Linked DNA regions of Homo sapiens: region 1 is linked to region 2. A link is an interaction called in ENCODE POLR2A ChIA-PET data of the cell type or tissue named here. Cell type or tissue: Caco-2. All regions are shown on one strand. Links, peaks and the distances in the headings refer to the core of each region. The heading gives the core; the rest is flanking DNA.

Region 1 (12,061 bases), core at 2,627-10,626, 55 kb after region 2:
AGCTTCTTCCCAGATCCCGTGAACTGTGGTTGACCTTCTGGTTACCTCTCCTAGATTTTTCTTTTCAAGCTAACCTTTTCTTTTTTTGTATGTGGCCCCAGGCATAGCTCAAAAATTATGCTGGTTTGACACATGGATGCTTCTTTGGTATTTGGGGTTTGCCTGTAGTCTAGACATCCGATACCCACCACCATATCTGTTGCTTCTTTCCTGATTTCTCCTGCATTTGAATCATGTGTAAGGCCTAGAATCTAAGTGATCATTACTAGGAAATAATACCCTTGAATGCCCCTGCCCCCACACACCTAAAAATCGATACTAGTTGAAATCCATTTTTTTTCATTATTTTGTTATTAATAAACCTATTTTTCCCAAGTTTTGGTTGACCAAATTACAATACCAAAAGGCAACCTATATTAGTACATTTCTGTAGTAAATAGAAAGAGCATGTCAGGAAAATGAAAAACTTTGGACCTATTTTTCCCAAGTTTTGGTTGACCAAATTACAATACCAAAAGGCAACCTATATTAGTACATTTCTGTATTAAATAGAAAGAGCATGTCAAGAAAATGAAAAACTTTGGATTTAATAACTTTGGCTTTCCTTTCGCAGCTATTTCTCTGGGTCCTGTATTTAAAATGCATATGAGGTGCTTTGCAAATACGCTGAGATTGTTTGAGTTGTTTTTCTTAATTAGTATTTCATAGCTAAGTTATGGCTAGAATTTCCATTTCCTAGCAGATTTCATATACTACATACAGAGCTTAATGGTTTTTGTTTTACTAATTAGATGATGTAAAACAGAGATTTGGATTATCAATGTGAATGAATTCAGGGTGGGAAAGACCCACAGACAAGGTCTCTACTGCCTTCTCTTTGTATTGCTTTTGTGGGAGGTTGGAGATACGAAGTTCAATTGGTAGAATATTCTAGATCACTGGTGGACAGCAGGCCCCAAGTCTGTCTGTCCTTGCACAGTATTCTTAATTCTGTATATCTGGAACCTGAATGGTCAATTTTTTTTTTTTTCCCCCAGAGTGGTTATCAAGTCCTGGGAAATCCTGACTCATAGGGCTCAAACTCAGACATATTTATGTCAGAGAAGCAATTTAAGAACCATTTTACATGTAAAATAAAAGTTTTTCACTGGGGAAAGCATAAACTTTTAAATCTAAACCAACTATACAGGGCTCTTATGAGGATAAATTAATCAATTTACCATGCCAGGCACATAGTAGGTTGCTTTAAAAGTATGTCATTTTCGTTTTTTCTTAAGAGATGGTAGGAATATAATTGGTTGAGCAGAAAAGGAACACATGTATTGAGGCACGAAGTTTTGCTGTTCAGAGGTTTCTGGGTTAGTAATGCTTGGGTTTCAAAGCTGTCATCATCTTATAGTCACTTTGTGATCCAGTTTTTTTCATCTGTAAAATGGTAGTAATACCTATTTTAAATAAGTTGTAATTAAGCCAGTGACATGATTGATAAATATTAGCTGTGTTGTCCTCACAACACTGGGAAGTAGACATTTTACAGAAGATAAAACTGAGGCCTGTGTCAGTTATCGTTTCTGGGGAAACATTAAGTAAATTTTTAGTGGAAAGAATGAGTGTCTTTGGTCCCCTCCCTTACCTTAAGAAAGCAGTTCTGGGAAGACACTGCCCTTGACTCTTGGTTGTCTTTTCAATTCTGATTCAACCATTTTACATCAGAAAGTCCTGCGGAAACCTGGAAAATGTCATTTTTCTTTCTTCCTGATTTCTCTTGTCCACAAGATTGTCTTGTATTTCCCACACTTAAGTTTTGATTTTGGGGTGTTATAAATTGAGACTTTTTTGTTGTCTTTTGTTTCTCCAGTTTTTTATTGAATCTGCAACTAGGATTTTTCTGTATTATGGAAATAATCTGGAAATGTCATCTAGTCCAAAAAGGGAGTTTGTTTTCAAGGTAGGGAGGTTTTCTCTTTGCCTCAGAAATACTAATGTCACAGGTACACCGCTGTTACATATTCAAGTATGAAAGTTACAGTTGAACTAAAAGAATTTATTTCTAGCTTTGTATTTAGTTGTTTTCCACCTATTATAAGTTTGGTTTGGCTTACTGTTATTTTAATTTGGTAAATGTTAACTGTGCTGAGTTGAAGTAGCTCTCATTTCTCATTTCTCCCCACACTAGTCTAATTTCCTTCCCCCTGCTCCTGCTTGAAATAAGCAAGAAACATTTTTTCCTATAGCTTTTAAAACCTCAGGTTTTTTTTCCTGCAAAAGTCTATAGACCAAATGTTAAAAAAAGACTCCTTTTTAAAAACATTAAAAATATTTCTATGATCAATAGTGCAAACAATGACTCCTTTCAAAACATTAGTTTTTAAAATTCACGTCTTTATTGTAGACACCATTTCCCATTCCATGCCCTTAAATATACTGTTTATATTAATCTTGGCTGCCCCACTCTTTGAGTAGTTAGCAAATTCTACCCGTTTCTGTGTACTATGTACAGCCAGCACCTGGTTGTAATACAAGACTTAGTTTCTGCTCTACAGCGGTTTACTATTGAGTAGAGGAGATAATGCAGTAAACAAGAAGTGAAATCTTATGTGGTAGGTGTTCTAATAAAGGTATGGAAGGGTTTTGTAAAATAAGTAATTCTTAAGAGAATTTCCCAGGTCAAGGGGATAGAGGGTAAGCCGTCTCAGGCAGAAATAACAGCCTGAGTAGAGGGTGGCTAGTTATTAAAGTTTGTTTGACACTCCTAGAATATCAGAATTCCAAGTTGGGAGCAGCTGGTAGGCAGGAGCAGATCCTGAAAAGCTTTGAATTCCTTGCCAAGGAGTTTAGATACTATCATGAAGCCAGTGTTGGTACCTTGGAAGGGAAGATTAGTAGTTGAACTTTAGGAAGATATCACATGTTTAAAGGATGTAGGGAAGTCAGTTACAAGGTTCTGACAGGAGTTCATGCACCATGATGAGGAACAAACAGGCAGTGGGGATGGAAGTGAAGGAAGAAACAGAATTTCTAAGGACTTCACAATAAATTTGATGGAGGGCCATGCAGAGGGTGAAGGAAGAGCTCAGTTGGCTTCCAAGTTGTTTTTGTGTGACTGTGGATGACAACCAAGATAGGTAAATAGAGGAAGAGCAGATTTGGAGGGAAGATTATATAATCAATTCTCAGGGTATTTAAAGATTGGAATGGATTGGTGGTCAGTTGGCCATATTTATCCTAGAGCTAAGGGGAGAGATTGGACCAGGGAATGAATAATAGGTATTACCAATAAGGTTGGTTAGTAACTTCCTGCGAGTGGATTGCCCAAAGACAGAAAGCAAAATGATACCTGAAATGTAAGAGGAAAAAAAGAGAGAAAGAAGAAAGATTGGTGAGTAAAAAGAATTGTCAGAGCTGAGTGCATACCTTGTGCCGATCTTTGTGTTGATGTTGTGTTGATGCTTTACAGATACTATTCAGGAGATTTGGATTTGTCATTATTATTTTGAGACTGAGCTTTGCTCTTGTTGCCTAAACTGGAGTTCAGTGGTGCGATCTTGGCTCACTGCAACCTCTGCCTCTGGGTTCAGGCAATTCTCCTGCCTCAGCCTCCTGAGTAGCTGGGATTACAGGCGCACGCCACCAGGCTGGGCTAATTTTTTGTATTTTTAGTAGAAACGGTGTTTCACCATGTTAGCCAGACTGGTCTCGAACTCCTGACCAGGTGATCCACCTGCCTCTGCCTCCCATAGTGCTGGGATTACAGGCGTGAGCCACTGTGCCCGGCCTGTCATTATTTTATAGATGAGGAAACAGGATTAGTGAGGTTAAGGAACTTTCCTGAGGTTTGGGTCAAATCAGGTGTGTATACTATCATGTATCCATTTTCTTAACATTTTTCTCAAGTTTGAAAATGGGAGAACAGCTTCATAGAGGAGTATATGGGGCTTTTCATGACCTTAAAGTCTCCCTGAAAAGGCTAAGTTCCTCTTTTCCCACAGACCTGGGCTTAAAAGAAAATCTTTAGTAATCAGAATTTTACCTTCAGTTAAATTTGTTGTATATATCTTGGGATAGATAGCATTTATTTTTCTGTAATGTGCAACTCTTATAAATTCAAGGAAATAAACAGAATTTCCCAATGTTACAGAAGGGCAAATAAAATTAGGAGTGACTTCCTATTTAGTTGTAAAGACAGAAGCAGAAATATACTCCAAATTGACTCATTGCAGACCCAAGTATGGTTATATTTTCTAACTCATAATCATCCATTAAAAGCAAATAAATATTCTTTCTGACACTTTCAGTTTTTTTTTTCATGTACTGGAATTCCTCTTAATCTAGAATTGGGAGACCTAGTTTTGTTTCTCTTTTTTTTTTTTTCGCTCTACCAAAATTGGAGGGGCCTGGTGTTTTACACTATCTAAAGCCCAGAGACTTGAATTTGTAATTTTATTTTTAACCTATGCCATTTCAGTTGAAGACTTGTTTATTTCTGAGTTTGACCTCTTTCCTATATAGGATGAGTTTTAGGCTCTTCTGCCAAGTGTGGATTCCATAGACAGCCACAGTTATAAATGCTTTACCATATAATTTCTCAGAGACAGGGCACATGTTTGAAGAGGCTGTTGGCAAACAAGTGGGGTCTGCTACCCCTTTCTCAGTTTTATTCTAGACAGATTTACATTTATCCCTTAAAGTTAGCTAAATTCAGGAATTTTGCTGAGATGTAGGCTGCTATCTAGAAGCAGGTAAGAGGAAATAATGTCTTACTGCTCCATGGGTTTCCTTAACTGCAGATGAAACATGTCTCATTATTGGGGAATACTGCAGCCAAATAGCCTAGCCGCGGGAGAATACAAAGCATTTAGTCCTGTTGACCGTTTGTGAAAAGTGTTGCTCCAGTTACACTGTTAGTGTTTACTGGATGCTGTACTTAAATGTGATTAATGATAGCATATGATTGACTAAAATGGTGTCAGTGGTGGCATTACCAATTACAGGAACTCAAGTATCCCCACAGTTTGTGATCGCGAGTATTTTTTCGTGTTATTTCTTTTCCTTTCCCATCATCATGATTTCTAGTTTGGCTCTAAAGAAATGCATCTCCTTCACTTCAAAGTTGTCTTTGGTTGCTTAGTTCTTTTTGTCTTTGTTCACTGCTGCTTCCTTCCCACTTTACAAATCTTTCGCTTGTCTCCTGTCTGCAGTTTCCTTCCCATTCTGCTCTGTGTGTATTTAGATCTTACCAGTCTATTTCGTAGTCTCTCCCATGGAGTGTATTTTCTAATTTGTATCTCTCCATCTGTATGTCTTTGAGGAAGTTTATTTAAGCTCTCTGTGCTTTTTTAGATTACTCTTAAGGTGTGTCTTGATAACCAAGGTTATTGGAGAGTGATGCTCTTGGTTAAAAAAAAAAAAGCAGGAGGTAGTAAAGTGAAAGTAAGCTTCTTTTATGCTTGTACTCCTCAGAGGCAACCACTATTTACTATTTTTAAGAACCAATTTAAAAAGAAGTTTGTGTAGTTACAGTCTCATTTTAAAAACATCCTGTGAGATTATACTGTATTACTACTGTTCAACTTGCTTTAAAGGTTGAAACAGCGTGCTGTGGTGTTTCAACCATAATTTAACCAGTCTGAAAATTCGTTGACATTTAAGTCACTTCAACTATCTTGTGTTTTTTTTTTGTTTTTAAAGACTTAGGCCAGTTGATTTTTAGAAAGAAAAAAATGATAATTAGAAGCTAGGGTTTTGGTTTATTGGAAACTTAAGGATAGTTTCATTTGGGAGGTTGTTCCCCTAATTTGTGCATATCAGAATTTCAGTTCCCAAGATGACTTGGACAGTTGTGAAGTTAACTGTTATTTACCACGTTTGACTATTGCTCTCAATTTTCTTCCATCTAGTCCACCCAGTGGTATTACTGAGTTTTGAAAGGTACTTTTGAATATTAAAAAACGCTTTACTTCTGAATATATAAAAAAGCCAGAAGAAGGAATCTAGAAAGTGGAATTGGGGAAGTTAGAGTAAATAATGATGTCCTTCAAAGCATGCATGCCAACTAAGGTGAACTTAACATATGTTAAATTCATCGTAATAAGAACCCTCTCCATATCCTTAAATGTGAGTTAACACCCTTATAAAGATTTAAAAAGACAAGAAAATAGTTGAATTAAATTCATCACCTTTTCTCTGTCTCCTATTCCATATTAAAAAGGGTACTAAAGCTCTAAAATTTGCATTTCAGTATTTTTCATTCTGTTTCCTGGTTGGAGCTTAAAATGAACAAGTATTTAGTATTGCTGAGATTTATAAGAGATAATCTTTAATCTTATTTATCAGAAAACTTTTCTTAAATAGCGTCTTTAATATAAACTATCGCTGTGAAACTCTTTTTCTTTCCTATGTATATTATTATATTCAGTAAACTTATGTGTTTAATTAGATGTAAAATTAGACGTTATTCTTGATCTTTGGCTTCCCAATTTCATTAGATGGGATTAGAATTGTCCCTTTTGTGTCTTTGATATATTGTGGTTATCTCATCCCTTTCTTGACTCATCAGCACCAAGGTTAGATTCATTAAGTTAGATTCATTAAGATCATTAAATTTATATGAAACCCACAGCTTTAAAGTAGAAGAAAACCCTACAAATCAGCCAAAACAGATGTTTAGAATTGATTGTTGTGTTTTAAAACTTTATTTTTTTGTTTATATATATTGTCCATATAATTAGTTATCTTTTTAAATTGCTTTTGCTGACTTAGCTATTACCTTTAATCTTTTTTAACTTTGGGATATTCAGTTTATTTGGTCAGAGCTATAATTATGGCATGGTTTTTTTTTTATTTTTTATTTTTGAGATGAATTTTTGCTCTTGTCCCCAAGGCTGGAGTGCAGTGGCACAATCTCGGCTCACTGCATACTCTGCCTCCCGGGTTCAAGCAATTCTGCTGCCTCAGCCTCCTGAGTAGCTGAGATTTACAGGCGTCTGCCACTACTACGCCTGGCAAATTTTTTTATATTTAGTAGAGACAGGGTTGCGTCATGTTGGTCAGGCTGGTCTCAAACTCCTGACCTCAGGTGATCCACCCACCTTGGCATCCCAAAGTGCTGGGATTATAGGCTTGAGCCACCACGCCCGGCCATGGTTGATTGTTTTTAACTGTTACAGTATTAAAACAATTTTTGGGTTTTTGGCTAATAGTAGTCAAAGAAAGAATGCCAGTGAAAGTGCTTTATAAAATGTAAAGTGCTATACAAATGACAACTTAAAATTTAAGCAACACATTTATTACACCTGTGAAAGCAAATAAAAGAAAAAACTGATCAACACAGTCCTCCTCTAAATTTCTTTCTGGCCCAGGAATGTGTGTATATTGCAAAAACAGCTATGTCAGAGATAAGCGTTACAAACTCCCATAAATAGGCATGTTTTAACTGTAACCTTTCAAATCCTGAGGAACTTCTCAAAATGTTTGTCCTATTTGAAGAAACTTCAGACAGCATACTGTAGACAGATAGATGATGATAGATGGTGTCAGAAGAAAAGATAAAACTGGTCCAAGATGGCTGCAGTTTGGACATATGCATAATTAAACCACTGCCTACAAACTAAAGCTGACCCCTTGGGTTTGTAACTGGAGTTTGTTAAATATTTTACTGACAGATACTGGTTGTAAACTTGTTTATCAGATACAGAACAAAGGCAGGATGGAATCAATCATCCTTCCACCAGACCCTAAGGTGCCTACACAATTATTAACTTTTCTCTTCTACCCACTCAACCACATATTTACTTGACTTTAGGCATAACATCACTGAATATGAACCAAATTCTCAACTATTGCTTCACCATACCGCACATATTTTCCTGTTTAAAAAATATATAAAGACTGTGCCTCATGCAGTCTACTTCAGAGCACAGGTAATAAGCTACTGGAACTTGTGCTTCCTGGGTGCGCATCCTCAAGCTTTGTGTTTGCAAGCAGCACATTCAGATTCAGAACACCTCCTGACTTAGTCAATCTAATGAGAAGGTATTAAAAATTATGGAGAACAAATCCTCTAAATCGACTAAATCCCCTGCAACTGCAGAACATCTGATTCCACCTTTAGAAACCCCAGCTGGGTTAATATACAGTACTTGGGGTGCCTCATTGTGTAATTACTTAAACAAATGGACCAGGATGACTGAAGAATGACTCCACATCACAATGGCCTAAATGCAGATCCTTTGATATATGCAGACCAGGATGGAAGGTGCTAGTGCAAAAATTAAGCAACCAGAATGGGGAAACTACTTCCAGTGGTATCTTGAAAGTAGCAAAAGTGGGTAGGATGATCTTTCTTCCTTATAGAATGCTGATAAACAACTTAGAGGTGTTAACAGATAGCTCTCAAATATACTCTCCTATTAAAAAAAAAAAATCTTCAGAAGTACCTCTCTTTGGGCCTCCTTCACCACCTACACCTTCACTCTATCTTCATCTTTCTTTTTTTTTTGAGACGGAGTCTCGCTCTGTTGCCCAGGCTGGAGTGCAATGGCGCGATCTCGGCTCACTGCAAACTCCGCCTCCCGGGTTCGCGCCATTCTTCTGCCTCAGCCTTCAGAGTGGCTGGGATTACAGGCGCCCGCCACCACGCCCGGCTATTTTTTTTTGTATTTTTAGTAGAGACAGGGTTTCACCGTGTTAGGCAGGATGGTCTCAATCTTGTGACCTCGTGATCCGCCCGCCTCGCCTCCTAAACTGCTGGGATTACAGGCGTGAGCCACTGTGCCCTGCCACTCTATCTTCATCTTTCTAACTCTCCAGGCTGGATCTGATTTTTCTTCTTCTGCCATCTCTTTCTCCTTGTCTGCCACTTGTTAGACTGTGACAGGAAACACGGCTCCAAAGGCCCCTGCTCTTGTTGTCCTTCCACCTACCCTGGCAGCAACCTCTTGTTCAGAAGTGACGGACAGGAACTCCACAGGAATGCTTCCTGTGGTTGCCTCATTCTGGGAACAGCCTATGATAGGTGGGGGATTCCTAATTCTCTTTCTCTTTTTTTTAAGGGATTAAAACATTTAATTGGCCGGGCGTGGTGGCTCACGCCTGTAATCCCAGCACTTTGGGAGGCTGAGGAGGGTGGATCATCTGAGGTCAGGAGTTCGAGACCAGCCTAGCCTGGTCATTATGGTGAAACCCCATCTCTACTAAAAATACAAAAAATTAGCCGGGCGAGGTGGTGGGCACCTGTAATCCCAGCTACTTGGGAGGCTGAGGCAGGAGAATCGCTTGAACCCAGGAGGTGGAGGTTGCAGTGAGCCGAGATCGTGCCATTGCACTCCAGCCTGGGCAACAAGAGCGAAACTCCGTCTCAGAAAAAACAAACAAACAAACAAAAAAACATTTAATTACACATATACACCCAGATATTACACATATTCAGTGCATTCAGAATCCCAGCAGGATGTTTGTGGAAATTAACAACTTATTCTGAAATTGTTTTGATAATGAATAGGGCCAAGAATAGCCAAGATAATCTTAAAGAATAAAGTTGAAAGACTTATCAGGTATGACTTATAAAGCTGTAGTAATTAAGATAGTATTAGTGGATAATATACAATTATATGAAAAGAATAGAGCATTCAGATACAGCCCCATATTGAATTTATGACAGCAGTACCACTGCAGTGCAATAAAGAAAAGAGTGATCTTGGCTGCATGGGGTGGCTCACACCTGTAATCCCAGCACTTCGGGAGGCCGAGGCAGGTGGATCACCTGAGGTCAGGAGTTCGAGACCAGCCTGGCCAATATGGTGAAACCGTCTCTACTAAAAATACAAAAAAAAAATAGCTGGGCGTGGTGGCGGGTACCTGTAATCTCAGCTACTTGGGAGGCTGAGGCAGGAGAATCGCCTGAACCCAGGAGGTGGAGGTTGCAGTGAGCCGAGATCGTGCCATTGCACTCCAGCCTGGGCAACGAGAGCAAAACTGCGTCTCAAAAAAAAAGAAAAGAGTGATCTTTTCATTAAATGGTGCTGGGTGATCTACATATCCATGGGGAAGAGGGCCAGGGAAGAATCTTTGACCCTTACCTTTAATGCCATGTAAAAATATCACAAATTCTAGAACAATTAAAATCTAAATTTGAAAGGAAAACAAACTTCTGGAAGATAATAATGGAGATTATTTTCCCGACCTGGAGGAAAGCAAAGATTTCTTAATCAGGACGCAAAAAGAGCTAGCTACAAAAGAAAATGCTGATAATTTGTACTACATTAAAATTAGGAACTTAAGTTCCTCAAGACTCAGTTAAATGAGTAACAGTGAACAGAGTAAAGACATCTATGAAACATATAACCACCACAGGTCTTGTATCCAGAAGATAAGCACATGACTGAAGAGGATACCTAAATGGCCAATAAGTTCTAGGACCCATTTGGAATCAGGGAAATGCTTATCAAAACCACACTGAGATACCACTGAAATAACAAATGACTGATACCAAGTGTTGGCAAATATCTGAAATAAATGGAGCCTTCATACAATGATGGTATGAGTGTTAACTGGTACCATCATTTTAGGAAACAGTTTAGCAAGATCTACTGAAGGTAAATTTACACATTTTCTATGACCCAGCAGTTCTATTCCTAGAAATACACACACTCACACACACACACACACAAAATACGTAAAACAATGTTGAAAACACATTACTTGTAGTAGCCAAAACTGAAAATGTCCCAAAATGTCTATCGACCCTAGAATGGATATGCTGTCACACAACGGAATTCTATACAGTGAAGAAAAATAAAAAATACAGCATGGATAAATCTCACAAATGTTGAACAAAAGAAGCCAGACTGAAAGAGTACATTCTGTATAGTTCCAATTAAGTTTAAAAACAGGAAAAACCAATTGATGGTGATAAATGTCAGTTGTTACCATTGGGACCAGGGAACAGTGACTGGGATGACACCTGTAGACTGCTGGTACCATCCTCTTTCTGATCAAAAGTTACTTCTCCTTTGCCAGCTTTGTCAAACAGCTAGCTGAAAGGCTACCATAAACAAAGTATCAGGGGCACCCAGGACCAATCAAAAGGCCACACATTCTTGAAAAGATACTAGTCATTAAAATGGAAATAGCTGGTGGATGCCACCTTCATCAAGTGATCAAACTTAGCATCATCAACGCTGGGACAACATTCCTCCCATCTTTGGTCTGACCCACCACCCCACTTAAAAGTTCCACAGTCTTTGGGTTAGGCTGGCTTTCTCCAGAAATGTTCAAGTATGGAGTGATAAAGTCACTGGGAGACATGAAAAATTCACCATTTTTCTCAATGCTTGCATACTTCAAAAATATTGTTATAAGCTCAGTTGGATCTGCTCTCTCAGTTAAAGCCACCTTGGCAGCCGCCATGCTTGGCCCTGGGTCCAGGGGGCTGCGGGACCCACTCACTGGCTTGCTCATGCTCGGTCCCAGTGGTTCACTTCCAGTACCAGCAGCGTGTGTGCCCGGCCTGCCTGGAGTCCTGATTCTCTATCAACCCTAGTCGAAGGCCAAATTATGGGCCATAGTTAAGGAATTTCCTGACCCTTATGAAGATCGGATTTGCTTTACCAAAGAATTTGAACTCACAATTAAAATCTATGACCCAGGTCATTCTGACATTTATCGGCTTGTCTACATGCTGGTTTCAGCTGCTTAAGCTAAGGAATAGCTAGAAAAAGCACAGTGTGGTTGGATCCCCTAACAGATCTTGTTCCTGAAAATCCAGTATGACCTCTGCCACAGCCAACTCCCCAGCTTTCAGAAGATGGCTCAAAGACGCGTGGGTATGAGCAGCTTCTCTGTTAAATGCCATTCCCTTGTTTTTTTCAAAAGATCATAGATTACGGCCGGACACTTTGGGAGGCCAAGGCGGGTGGATCATGAGGTCAGGAGTTCGAGGCCAGCCTGGCCAACTGGTGAAACCCCATCTCTACTAAAAATACAAAAATCAGCCAGTCGTGGTGGCACACACCTGTAATCTTAGTTCCTCAGGAGGCTGAGGCAGGAGAATTGCTTGAACCTC
Region 2 (12,061 bases), core at 1,458-9,457:
CTCAAACTCCCGACCTCAGGTGATCCGCCCACCTCGGCCTCCCAAAGTGCTGGGATTACAGGCATGAGCCACCGCGCCCGGCCTAGAAATTACCTCTTTTAAAGGTCAAAGGCAAATGTTAACAACTCCATAGGATTCAACCTAATATTTTTGATAATTCTTTTGATTCTTTATCCTGACATGTACTGTACTTTGATTCAAATATATACGATTTTAGAACATGTTGAAAAAAGGAAAAAAAAAGAGCAATTAATGTGGGTTGCAAAGCCTAAAAATAAGTCACTCAAATGAGGGCTGGTGCGTGGGCCAGATGCTCCCTGTTCTCTAGAATAATATAAGCTTGAGGTCTATCATTTGCTTAACCCATAGCCTGTGTTCTTTTTTTTTTTTTTTTTTTTGAGACGGAGTCGCCCTGTCGCCCAGGCTAGAGTGCAGTGGCATGATCTCAGCTCACTGCAACCTCTGCCTCCCAGGTTCAAGCAATTCTCCTGCCTCAGCATCCCAAGTAGCTGGGATTACAGGCATACACCACCACACCCAGCTAATTTTCTTTGTATTTTTAGCAGAGACAGGGTTTCACCATGTTGGCCAGGCTGGTTTCAAACTCCTGACCTCAAGTGATCCACCTGTCTCGGCCTCCCAAAGTGCTAGGATTACAGGCGTGAGCCACTGCGCCTGGCCAACCTGTGTTCTTAAATGCCTCAAAACTTTCTTGAATTTCTCACTTATATCCTATTCAAAAATAACAAAAAGGCTGGGCGCAGTGGCTCACGCCTGTAATCCCCCTACTTTGGAAGGCCGAGCCGGGCGGATCACAAGGTCAGGAGATCCAGACCATCCTGGCTAACACGGTGAAACTCCGTCTATACTAAAAATACAAAAACATTAGCCGGACGTGGCGGCGTGCGCCTGTAGTCCCAGCTGCTGGGGAGGCTGAGGCAGAAGAATGGCGTGAACGCGGGAGGCGGAGCTTGCAGTGAGCCGAGATGGCGCCACTGCACTCCAGCCTGGGTGACAGAGCAAGACTCCGTCTCAAAAAAAAAAAAAGCTTCAAAACATGAAGAAGGAAAAAAGCCTGATGGAATCAATGAGAAATAGACAAATCTTCAATTATAGTCAGATCCTGTTGTCAATAATTGATAGAATAGAAAATCAGGGCCGGGCACAGTGGCTCACGCCTGTAATCCCAGCACTTTGGGAGGCCGAGGCAGGTGGATCACGAGGTCAGGAGCTCAAGACCAGCCTGGCCAGCATGGTGAAACCCCATCTCCAGTAAAAATACAAAAATTAGCCAGGCATGGTGGTGTGCGCTTGTAGTCTAGCTACTCAGGAGACTGAGGCAGGAGAACTGCTTGAACCCAGGAGGCAGAGGTTGCAGTGAGCTGAGATCGTGTCACTGCACTCCAGCCTGGGTAACAGAGCGAGACTCCATCTAAAAAAAAAAAAAAAAAAAATTCCAACAAAACAACAGCAGAATATGCATTCTTTCCAAGTACACAAAAATCATTTATCAAGATTGGTCAGGCCGGGCACAGTGGCTCATGCCTGTAATCCCAGCACTTTGGGAGCCCAAGGCAGGCTTATCACTTGAGGTCAGTACTTTTGAGAGCAGCCTAGTCAACGTGATAAAACCCCATCTCTACCAAAAAATACAAAAATTAGGTGAAAAAATTAGCTGGGCGTGGTGGCAAGGGCCTGTAATCCCAAACTACTCAGGAGGCTGAGGCAGGAGAATCACTTGAACCCAGGAGTCGGAGGTTGCATTAAGCTGAGATCATACTACTGCACTCCAGCCTGGGTGACAGAGCGAGACACTGAAACAAATAAAATAAAACACAGGGAAAATCTTTTTCACCAAAGATTTCTTAGATACAACAAGAAAATGCAGTACATAAAATAAAAACTTGATAAAGTGGACTTCACAAAACTTTTTTCTTTTTTTTTTTTTTTGAGACAAAGCCTGGCTCTGTCTCCCAGGCTAGAGTGCAGTGGTGTGATCTCAGCTCACTGCAGCCTCTGCCTCCCAGTTTAAGTGATTCTTGTGCCTCAGCCACCCGAGTAGCTGGGATTACAGGCACTAGCCACCACACCCAGCTAATTTTTGTTATTTTTAGTAGAGACGGAGTTTCACCATGTTGGCAAGGCTGGTCTCGAACTCCTGACCTCAGTTGATCCACCTGCCTTGGCCTCCAAAAGTGCTGAGATTACAAGTGTGAGGATGTCATAAAATTAAGAATGGCCAGGCATGGTGTTTCATGCCTGTAATTCCAGGCATGGGATTATATCCTTTGGGAGGCCAAGGTGGGAGGATCACTTGAGGCCAGGAGTTTGAGATCAGCCTGAGCAACACGGCAAAACTCTGTCTGTCTCTCTCTCTCTACAAAAAGAAAAGAAAAAAAAAAAGATGGGCCAGGCGCAGTGGCTCACACCTGTAATCCCAGCACTTTGAGAGGCCAAGGCAGGTGGATCACCTGAGGTCAGGAGTTCAAGACCAGCCTGGCCAACATGGCGAAATCCAGTCTCTACTAAAAATACAGAAATTAGCCGTGTGTGGTGGCGCTTGCCTGCAATCCCAGCTACTTGGGTCGCTGAGGCAGGAGAATCGCTTGAACCCAGGAGGCGGAGGTTGCAGTGAGCCAAGACTGCACCACTGCACTCCAGCCTGGGTGACAGAGCAAGACTCTGTCTCAAAAAAAAAAAAGAAAAAAGAAAAAGATGGACAGTGTCTTTGTTCATTCAGGCTTCTATAAGAAAATACCAGCCTGGGCAACATAGGGAGACCCCATTTCTACAAATATCAAAAAATTGGCCAGGCATGGTGTCATGCACCTGTTGTCCCAGATACTTGGAAAGCTGAGGTGGGAGCATTGTTTGAACTCAGGAGGTTGAAGCTGCAATGAGCCATGATCATGCCACTGTACTCCAGCCTGGGTAACAGAGCAAGACCCTGTCTCAAAAAAAGAAAAGAAAAAAATACCATATGCGGGATGACTTATAAAGAATAAACAACAGGTCGGGTGTGGTGGCTCATGCCTGTAATCCCAGCACTTTGGGAGGCTGAGGTGGGCGGATCACATGAAGTCAGGAGTTTGAGACCAGCCTGACCAATATGATGAAACCCCATCTCTACTAAAAATACAAAAATTAGTTGGGCTTGGTGACGGGTGGCTGTAATCCCAGCTACTCGGGAGGCTGAGACTGGAGAATTGCTTGAACCTGGGAGGAAGAGGTTGCTGTGAGCTGAGATTGTGCCACTGCACTCTAGCCTGGGCAACAAGAGCAAACTCTGTCTCAAAAACAAAACAAAACAAAACAAAAAACAGACATAATTGTGGAGGCTGGGAAGTCCAAGAGCCAAGGTGCTAGTATCTGGTGAGAGCCTATTCCTCACAGACGGTGCCTTACAGCTGTGCACTCACATGGTGGAAGGGGTAAACAATCTCCTTTGGCCCTCTTATAAGGGCGTGAAGCCCATTCATCACCTCTCAAATGACCCCAACTCTTAATACTATCACATTGGAGATTAGGTTTCAATGTACGAATTTTGAGGGGATACAAAAGTTGTGACCATAACAATGATCAAGCTCATATGCTTCTTATTCTGACCAAAGATCTGGTGGAACATGTTTGCAGCAGAGGCCTTGGGTCCTGAAAGAAATAAATCTGCCAGGCCCAGGACTAAGTACTCTTCTACCAGAATGTATGCTCTCTGAAAGAAATTTAGGAGAATGCAAAGATAAGCCACAGACTGGTAGAGAATATTAGCAACACACATATCTGGCAAAGGGCTTGTATCCAGAGTATATAATGAACCCTCAAAATGCAATAATAAGATAAACAGCCCAACAACAAAAAAAGGGCAAATGGCCGGGCGCAGTGGCTCACTCATGCCTGTAATCCCAGCACTTTGGGAGGCCGAGATGGGCAGATCACGAGGTCAGCAGATCAAGACCATCCTGGCTAACACGGTGAAACCCTGTCTCTACTAAAAATACAAAAAAAAAAATTAGCCGGGCGTGGTGACCGGCGCCTGTAGTCCCAGCTACTCGGGAGGCTGAGGCAGGAGAATGGCGTGAACCCAGGAGGCGGAGCTTGCAGTGAGCCGAGATCGCATCACTGCACTCCAGCCTGGGGGACAGAGCAAGACTCCATCTCAAAAAAAAAAAAAAGCGTGCAAATGATTTGAATAGGCACTTCACCAAAGAAAAACATAAAAGGATGTCAAAAAGCCCACAAAAGGCTGGACACAGTGGGTCATGCCTTTAATCCCAGCACTTCAGGAGGCCAAGGCAGGAGGATTGCTTGAGCTCAGGAGTTTGAGAACATTCTGAGCAACATAGCGAGACCCTGTCTCTACAAATAGTTTAAAATTTAGGCCAGGCTCAGTGGCTCACACCTGTAATCCAAGCACTTTGGGAGGCCGAGGCGGGCAGATCACGACGTCAAGAGATGGAGACCATCCTGGCCAACATGGTGAAACCCCATCTTTACTAAAAATACAAATTAGCTGGGCGTGGTGGCGCCAGCCAGTAGTCCCAGCTACTTGGGAGGCTGAGGCAGGAGAATCACTTAAACCCAGGAGGTGGAGCTTGCAGTGAGCCGAGATCGCGCCACTGCACTCCAGCCTGGCAACAGAGTGAGACTCCATCTCTAAAAAAAAAAAAATTAGGCTGGGCACGGTGGCTCACTCCTGTCATCCCAGAAATTTGGGAGGCCAAGGCAGGTGGATCACCTGAGGTCAGGAGTTCAAGACCAGTCTGGCCAACATGGTGTAACCCCGTCTCTACTAAAAAAATACAAAAATCAGCCAGACCTAGTGGTGCGCACCTGTAATTCCAGCTACTTGGGAGGCTGAGGCAGGAGAATCACTTGAACCTGGGAGGTGGAGCTTGCAGTAAGCCAAGATGGCGCCACTGCACTCCAGCCTGGCAACAGAGCAAGTCTCCGTCTCTTAAAAAAAAAAAAAAAAAAATTAGGCCGGGCGCGGTGGCTCACTTCTGTCATCCCAGAAATTTGGGAGGCCAAGGCAGGTGGATCACCTGAGTTCAGGAGTTCAAGACCAGCCTGGCCAACATGGTGTAACCCCGTCTCTACTAAAAAAATACAAAAATCAGCCGGGCCTAGTGGTGCGCACCTGTAATTCCAGCTACTTGGGAGGCTGAGGCAGGAGAATCACTTGAACCCGGGAGGCGGAGGTTGCGGTAAGCCAAGATCACACCACTGCACTCCAGCCTGGGCGACAAGAGCAAAACTCTGGCAAAAAAAAAAAAAAGAGAGAGAATTACCTAATTCTCATAGATTTTAGTTTACGTATTTGTCTTTTTTTTTTTTTTTTTTTTTTTTTTGAGACAGAGTCTTCTCAGTTGCCTAGGCTGGAGTGCAGTGGTGCAATCTCAGCTCACTGCAACATCCTCCTCCGGGGTTCAAGAGATTCTCCTCTCTCAGCCTCCCGAGCAGCTGGGACTACAGGCACGAGCCACCTGGTTAATTTTTCTATTTTTAGTAGAGCCGGGGTTTCACTATGTTGACCAGACTGGTCTCGAACTCCTGACCTCAAGTGACCCACCCACCTCGGCTTCCCAAAGTGCTGGGATTACAGGAGTGAGCCACTGCGCCTGGCCTTGTATATTTAGTTTAGAACAATGCCTGGCACACAGTAAGAAAACAAAAAATGTTACCTACAAAAAAGAAAAAGGAATCCTACCTCTGAGTGCAGTCTCACCTGAATTCTTTCCCTCCCACCCCCACCTCTGGGTTTGTTAAGTCATTCTCCCCTCCCACAGGATCTGCACCACTGTTCCTCCTTTATCACACTCACTTGTCACACAAGTTTTTAACCTTTGGGCAGCTATAAATTCCTTTGACAATCTAAGGAAAGCTACACCATCCCCAGGAAAACACACATATGCACGCACACACACACTCTTAGGTACAATTCTGGGGTGCCTATAGAACTCTAACACTAACCTGCCTTTTTAGATCCCTGAGTTAAATGGACATTAATGTCAAAGACTCCTTATTCCTTTGGAGCAGCAAACCTCAACAGGTCACAGGAGATTCCCAGAGCAGATCCTTACTGCAAGGATCAGAGTCCAAACGAGGCTTCACCAATCTGAGCTCATCTGAGATGCAAATTGCATTTCTCCCAGGCGGGGAGAGGACTCTCATTGTTCCTTCCTGACTGCATTTTTAGAGCTGACCCTTCACCCTCATGGGGGAAGGGCGCTACAGGGATGAGGGCAGGGAGGAGGCCGGTTACCAAATGAAAGAATGGGGCTGCTGGAGATTCTAAGATCATTTATTTATAAACTTCTGCAGCCCTGCTAACATCCATGCTTGTGATTTACCTCACCTCTGTCTCCCAGTTGGTAATCAACAAACCCGTACTACCAAAATGACCTATGCTTCTGTCTTCTGCCGCAGGAGAGGGTGATAACACGGGAGGCTGCTCTCCCACCCCACCCTTTGAGAAAAAGAGGAAGACTGGCCAGTATAAACGTGGCAAATAGCCCTGTCACTTCCCATAAGTTCTGTAATCTCCGTGAGCTTCCATTTTGCCTTTAGAGTGGGAATAATAAAACAGACCTCATACTTTTGTGTGAAAGCGAGGGAACTGCAAATCTCCTGCCCCTAGTAGCACTAATAATTGTTAGCTGCTGCTTCTTAATATTACATAGCACCTGGAAGGATGACGGGCCTGCTTGCTAAAGCTGGCTGTGAGTTTGGGGTCGGCTTGAGGAGAAGAGCAGAGTGCAGGGAGCTTCCTGGAACAGGGCCTGTCTGTCTTATACTTTCACTCTAGACAGCCCTTTCCCGTTTTGGTGTTCAGGAAATATGCCCCAGATCTTCAAGGGCTTCACCGTCCCTTCCCTTTAACTAGGATTCAGATGCCCTCATCTACAGACGGTTCCGTCATAAGGCCAAAAATGATTGGATTCAAAGGATCTGAAAGATTGGTCCAGCCCTTTCTTTATTCTGATTAGAAACAGTCCCAGAGGTGACGTGATTTGCCCAAAGTAGCGCAACTTCCTGGAACGAGAAACCAATCCTAAGATTTCCATGTCGGCGTTCTTTCCGCGGTGATCGGGTTACCTCCCAGACATAGGATTTACTTTTGAAAGAAAAGGAGCGGTCACACGGGAGAGGCATTGAAGGAAAAATTATTTGAATTTGGCAACTGCTTGTGGTGGGGGGATGAGAGGTGGAGGGTGATAAAGCGCCCCCTCACACTCACACACAAATAATGTGAACAATTTTAAATTGCTTTACTTTAGGAGATCATGGATTTTCCAGGGGGGCTGAGAACTTACCTGTTTACCCAGCCAAGTTAACAATACTCTGCATTGTTTACCTAACGCAGAGTAGGTACTGAAGAACTATTTGTCGCACGGATGACTGCATGACCGGATGCATCCCATTCCATCATAGAGTCAGATGAGGATTTGCAGAGCCAAGCCCCACCTGGGAGGCATGTTAAGTCCTTTCCAGTTCTTCTCAATTATGGCTCTGCAGTGAGTATCTTTTGTTCATAAATTCTTGACTGCACATCTTGATTATCTCCTCAGGATATTTTCCTAGAAGTGGGATTACTGGATTGAAGGGGATGCACATATTTAAGATTCTTGATTCCGAACCCCTCCAGCAGTATAAAAATGAGTCCGCTTCCCAGCAAGCTGGCCCAAACAGGCTATTATCAGGCTTAATTTTTATTTTTTATTTTTGTGCCCTCCTAATAGAACAAAAATCGCATCTCGTTTGGTTTGCATCTCTTTGGGGACTAATTAGATCGAGATTGAACTAGTTTTGAAGAAACACTCTAAGGAGTCCAGAGAAATCCTGTGTGGGGCAGGAGATCCATGAAAGGAGGCACATCCCGCCCACTGAGGTGAAACCAAAGGGCTTCTATTGTTTGGTGTGATTTAACCTTAAGATGGAAACATCTGAGCCTTGCTAGAGAGGCTTCCCCGGAACAACGGCTGGGGGTGGGGAGCTGTGACTTATCAGCTTCCCTATGTTTATTTTCATTTCCTGATGGAGAGTAAATCTTATAAACAAATGAAAAACCTGTGGACTTATCTTTAAAGACTACAAGGAAAAGGGGAACTGGGCAAACTATTGCAACTCAAAGTCGTGGAAAGGCAGGAGGGGGAGTGGGGAATTTAGAAAGATATTTCCAAGAGATGGCAGATAGGTCCCTGGGGGCCTGTGGCCAGCCTGGAGAGGGAGAGACCAAGCCAGAGGCTGTGGAAAGCTCTAGAGACTTTGTACTAGAAAGGCTGCTGTTGGTGGCAGAGCTTACATGGCCAGGGATCCCGGAGGACCTGGAAGGGGTTTTAATGGACTTTTGAGAATCAAAGTGAACTGCCAGGGACAAACAAGAGTGGCGAGGAAATGGAAGCAGTCATACCACTCAGGCTGGAAAATCGCTCTAGGAATGGCAAGAAGGTAGGTGTGGCGTTTTCCAAGAGAAGAGGGTGATGGTCAGCTGGGAGCTTTCCTTGACTATGAAACAAGGAAGACTTCTCCCCCATCCAGAGCCAGGAGCTGTCCCTGCTCTTCACTTAAGCACTGGGTTCTTTTACAAACCGTACCCAGGAGGATGACTGATTTACAAATGTTTATAGACAATTTTATTTACTAATCTAGCTCTCACTCTCAACTAAATTTATAATCCTAATTATAGTCATCAGCATTTTCTTGATAACAAACCTACAGGATTTTTTTTTTTTTTTTTTGAGACAGAATTTCGCTCTTGTTGCCCAGGCTGGAATGCAGTGGTACAATCTCAGCTCACCGCAACCTCCATCTCCTGGGTTCAAGTGATTCTCCTGCCTCAGCTTCCCGAGTAGCTGGGATTACAGGCATGCGCCACCACACCTGGCTAATTTTGTATTTTTAGTAGAGAAGGGATTTCTCCATATTGGTCAAGCTGGTCTCGAACTCCTGACCTCAGGTGATCCGCCTGCCTCGGTCTCCCAAAGTGCTGGGATTGAGCCACTGTACCCGGCCTACAGGATGTATTTTATAGTTGTTTTTTAAAACTTTGTGGAGAGTTTATTTTCTTGATTGCTTTAAGTTCCCTATTAAAGTCTTAAATTTAACAATTGGCTTCTAACAGTTTAGTAATCTATGAATATTTTGTACCGCTTTATTTATTCTAAAAGGGCTTAAAGTCAAAGAAAAATGAGTATTTCTTTTTTTTTTTTTGAGACGGAGTTTTGCTCTTGTTTTCTGTTTTGTTTTGTTTTTGAGATGGAGTCTCGCTCTGTCACCCAGGCTAGAGTGCAGTGGTGCGATCTCAGCTCACTGCAACCTCCGCCTCCCGGGTTCAAGCAATTTTCCTGCCTCAGCCTCCCAAGTAGCTGGGATTACAGGCATGTGCCACCATGACCGGCTAATTTTGTATTTTTAGTAGAGATGGGGTTTCACCGTGTTGGTCAGGCTGGTCTCGAACTCCTGACCTCAGGTGATCCGCCCGCCTCGGTCTCCCAAAGTGCTGGGATTACAGGCGTGAGCCACCGCACCCGGCCAAGGAGTTTTGCTCTTGTTGCCCAGGCTGGAGTGCAATGGCGCAATCTCGGCTCACCGCAACCTCTGCCTCCCGGGTTCAAGTGATTCTCCTGCCTCAGCCTTTCGAGTAGCTGGGCTTACAGGCATGTGCCACCATGCCTGGCTAATTTTGTATTTTTAGTAGAGATGGGGTTTCTCCATGTTGGTCAGGCTGGTTTCGAACTCCTGACCTCAGGTGATCCACCCGCCTCGGCCTCCCAAAGTGCTGGGGTTACAGGCGTGAGCTACTGCGCCCAGCTGAAAAGTATTTCTTAGAGGTTTAAATGAGTGATGTCAAAACTCTTTGAGGTGATGGATATGTTAATTACCCTGATTAGATCATTACACATTGTATGCCTATATCAAAATCTCACATGGTACCGCATAAATATATACAATTATTATGTGTCAATTAAAAATAATAAAAGCAGAAAACTCCAAATAAAATGTTTAAAAAGCTTGTCACACTTCAAAGTCACTTGGCACATTAAAAAATAGTTTCTCCTGCTTCACCCTTGAGAGGTTAATTTTATGGAATTGGGGCAAACCCAGAATCTGGTTTTTTTTTGTTTTGTTTTGTTTTTTTGAGACAGAGTCTCACTTGTCGCCCAGGCTGGAGTGCAGTGGCTCGATCTCCGCTCACTGCAAGCTCTGCCTCCTGGATTCATGACATTCTCCTGCCTCAGTCTCCCGAGTAGCTGGGATTACAGGCGCCCGCCACCATGCCCGGCTAATTTTTTTGTATTTTTAGTAGAGATGGGGTTTCACCGTGTTGGCCAGGATGGTCTCGATCTCCTGACCTCATGATCCGCCCGCCTCGGCCTCCCAAAGTGAGCCACCGTGCCCGGCAGAATATGTATTTTTAAAAACCACCCAGGTGATTCCTAAATTGCTGCTACAAAGACCAGTTTGGGGAACTTGTGATCTAAATGCTTATCTATATTTTGTATGTTTGGTTTTTTTCAAAATGAATATAAAAAGTATGAGGCTGGGCACAGTGGCTCGCGCCTGTAATCCCAGCACTTTAGGAGACTGAGGCGGGTGGATCGCTTGAGCTCAGTAGTTTGAAACCAGCCTGGGTAACATAGTGAAACCCCGTCTCTACCAAAAATACAAAAATTAGCCGGGCACAGTGGTGCATGCCTATAGTCCCAGCTACTCCAGAGGCTGAGGCAGAAGAATCCATTGAGCCCGGGAGGTGGAGGTTGCAGTGAGCTGAGATCACGCCACTGTAGTCCAGCCTTGGTGATAGGAGTGAAACACTGTCTCCAAAAAAAAAAAAAAAAGGAATGCTTGATGAATTTGCGTGTCATCTTTGTGCAGGAGCCATGCTAATCTTCTCTGTTACCGTTCCAGTGTTCCAATTTTAGTACATGTACGGCCGAATCAGGCACTTTGTTTTTTAATGGTGTTTGGAAGTGACAGTTTTAATTTTTTTTTTTTTTGAGGCGGAGTTTCACTCTGTTGCCCAGGCTGGAGTGCAATGGCATGATCTCCACTCATTGCAACCTCTGCCTCCCAGGTTCAAACAATTCTCCAGACTCAGCCTCCCAAGTAGCTGGGTTTACAGGCACCCACCACCACGCCCAGCTAATTTTTGTATTTTTTAGTAGAGACGGGGTTTCACCATGCTGGCCAGGCTGCTCTCAAACTCCTGACTGCAGGTGATCCTCCTGCCTCAGCCTCCCAAAGTGCTGGGATTAGAGGCGTGAGCCACTGTGTCCAGCCTTTAAAACATTTTTAAGTAATGGAGGCCAGGTGTGGTGGCTCACACCTGTAATCTCAGCACTCTGGGAGGCTGGGGTGGGAGGATTGCTTGAGAATCAGGAGGTGGAGGCTGTAGTGAGCCATGATTGTACCACTGCACTTCGGCCTGAGCAACAGAGCAAAAAATATAAAATAAAATAAATATAATATAAAATAGGCCGGGTATGGTGGCTCACGCCTGTAATCCCAGCACTTTGGGAGGCTGAGGCAGGTGGATCACAAGGTCAGGAGTTCGAGACCAGCCTGGCTAATACGGTGAAACCCCATCTCTACTAAAAATACAAAAATTAGCCAGCCATGTTGGTGGGCGCCTGTAATCCCAGCTACTCTGGAGGCTGAGGCAGGAGAATCACTTGAACCCGGGAGGCAGAGGTTGCAGTGAGCAGAGATCGTGCCACTGCACTCCAGCCTGGGCAACAGAGCCAGACTCCATCTCAAAAAAATAAAATAAAATAAATATTAAGTAATGCTTTGCATTTCTGGAAAACATTCCTTTTCTCCTTCCTCCCCACCCACAGTGGGCTTCAACTCACCGGCCTCCTTTCAGTCCTTACCTAACCTACTGTGCTGTTCTCATAGTACTCGAAGCTCTCTTCTGGCTTCCCGTGATTCCTGGCTTTCTCCTGTCCTCTCTGGCAACATATTTTTGACTTTCTTTTGTGAATGACAATTGGCAAGACTTTCTTCCTTTACTATCTTTCAAAGCAAGCACTGTTGCTGCGTAAGGTGTCCTAGAAACTCTGGG

Evidence for each region. Peaks named below come from ENCODE experiments on the same cell type or tissue, not always from the same donor. Only the 100,000 strongest peaks of a DNase experiment are listed, where the experiment ranks them.
Region 1: POLR2A ChIA-PET joins it to region 2 with 7 read pairs; 14 of 35 experiments call an interaction of 5 or more read pairs at or near these places.

The regions. Positions count from the first base shown.
Region 1 is chr12:31,310,962-31,323,022 of GRCh38, reverse strand. The region is part of intron 1 of SINHCAF (SIN3-HDAC complex associated factor); the gene reads left to right. Among named protein-coding and RNA genes, the nearest start is that of FLJ13224, 7.3 kb to the left of the region's middle. In Caco-2, for the core only: no CTCF peak of the experiment used is centred there; a DNase peak (open chromatin) is centred at 7,042.
Region 2 is chr12:31,365,133-31,377,193 of GRCh38, reverse strand. It overlaps LINC02387 (long intergenic non-protein coding RNA 2387), which reads left to right and starts at 7,893. Exons shown (of 2, transcript NR_146469.1): 1 at 7,893-8,445. LOC124903091 (U6 spliceosomal RNA) reads right to left here and starts at 10,930; the gene lies at 10,828-10,930. RefSeq lists enhancers at 5,636-6,244, 6,245-6,852. In Caco-2, for the core only: no CTCF peak of the experiment used is centred there; DNase peaks (open chromatin) are centred at 5,743, 6,153, 7,013, 7,413 and 2 weaker places; H3K4me3 peaks cover 1,446 bases.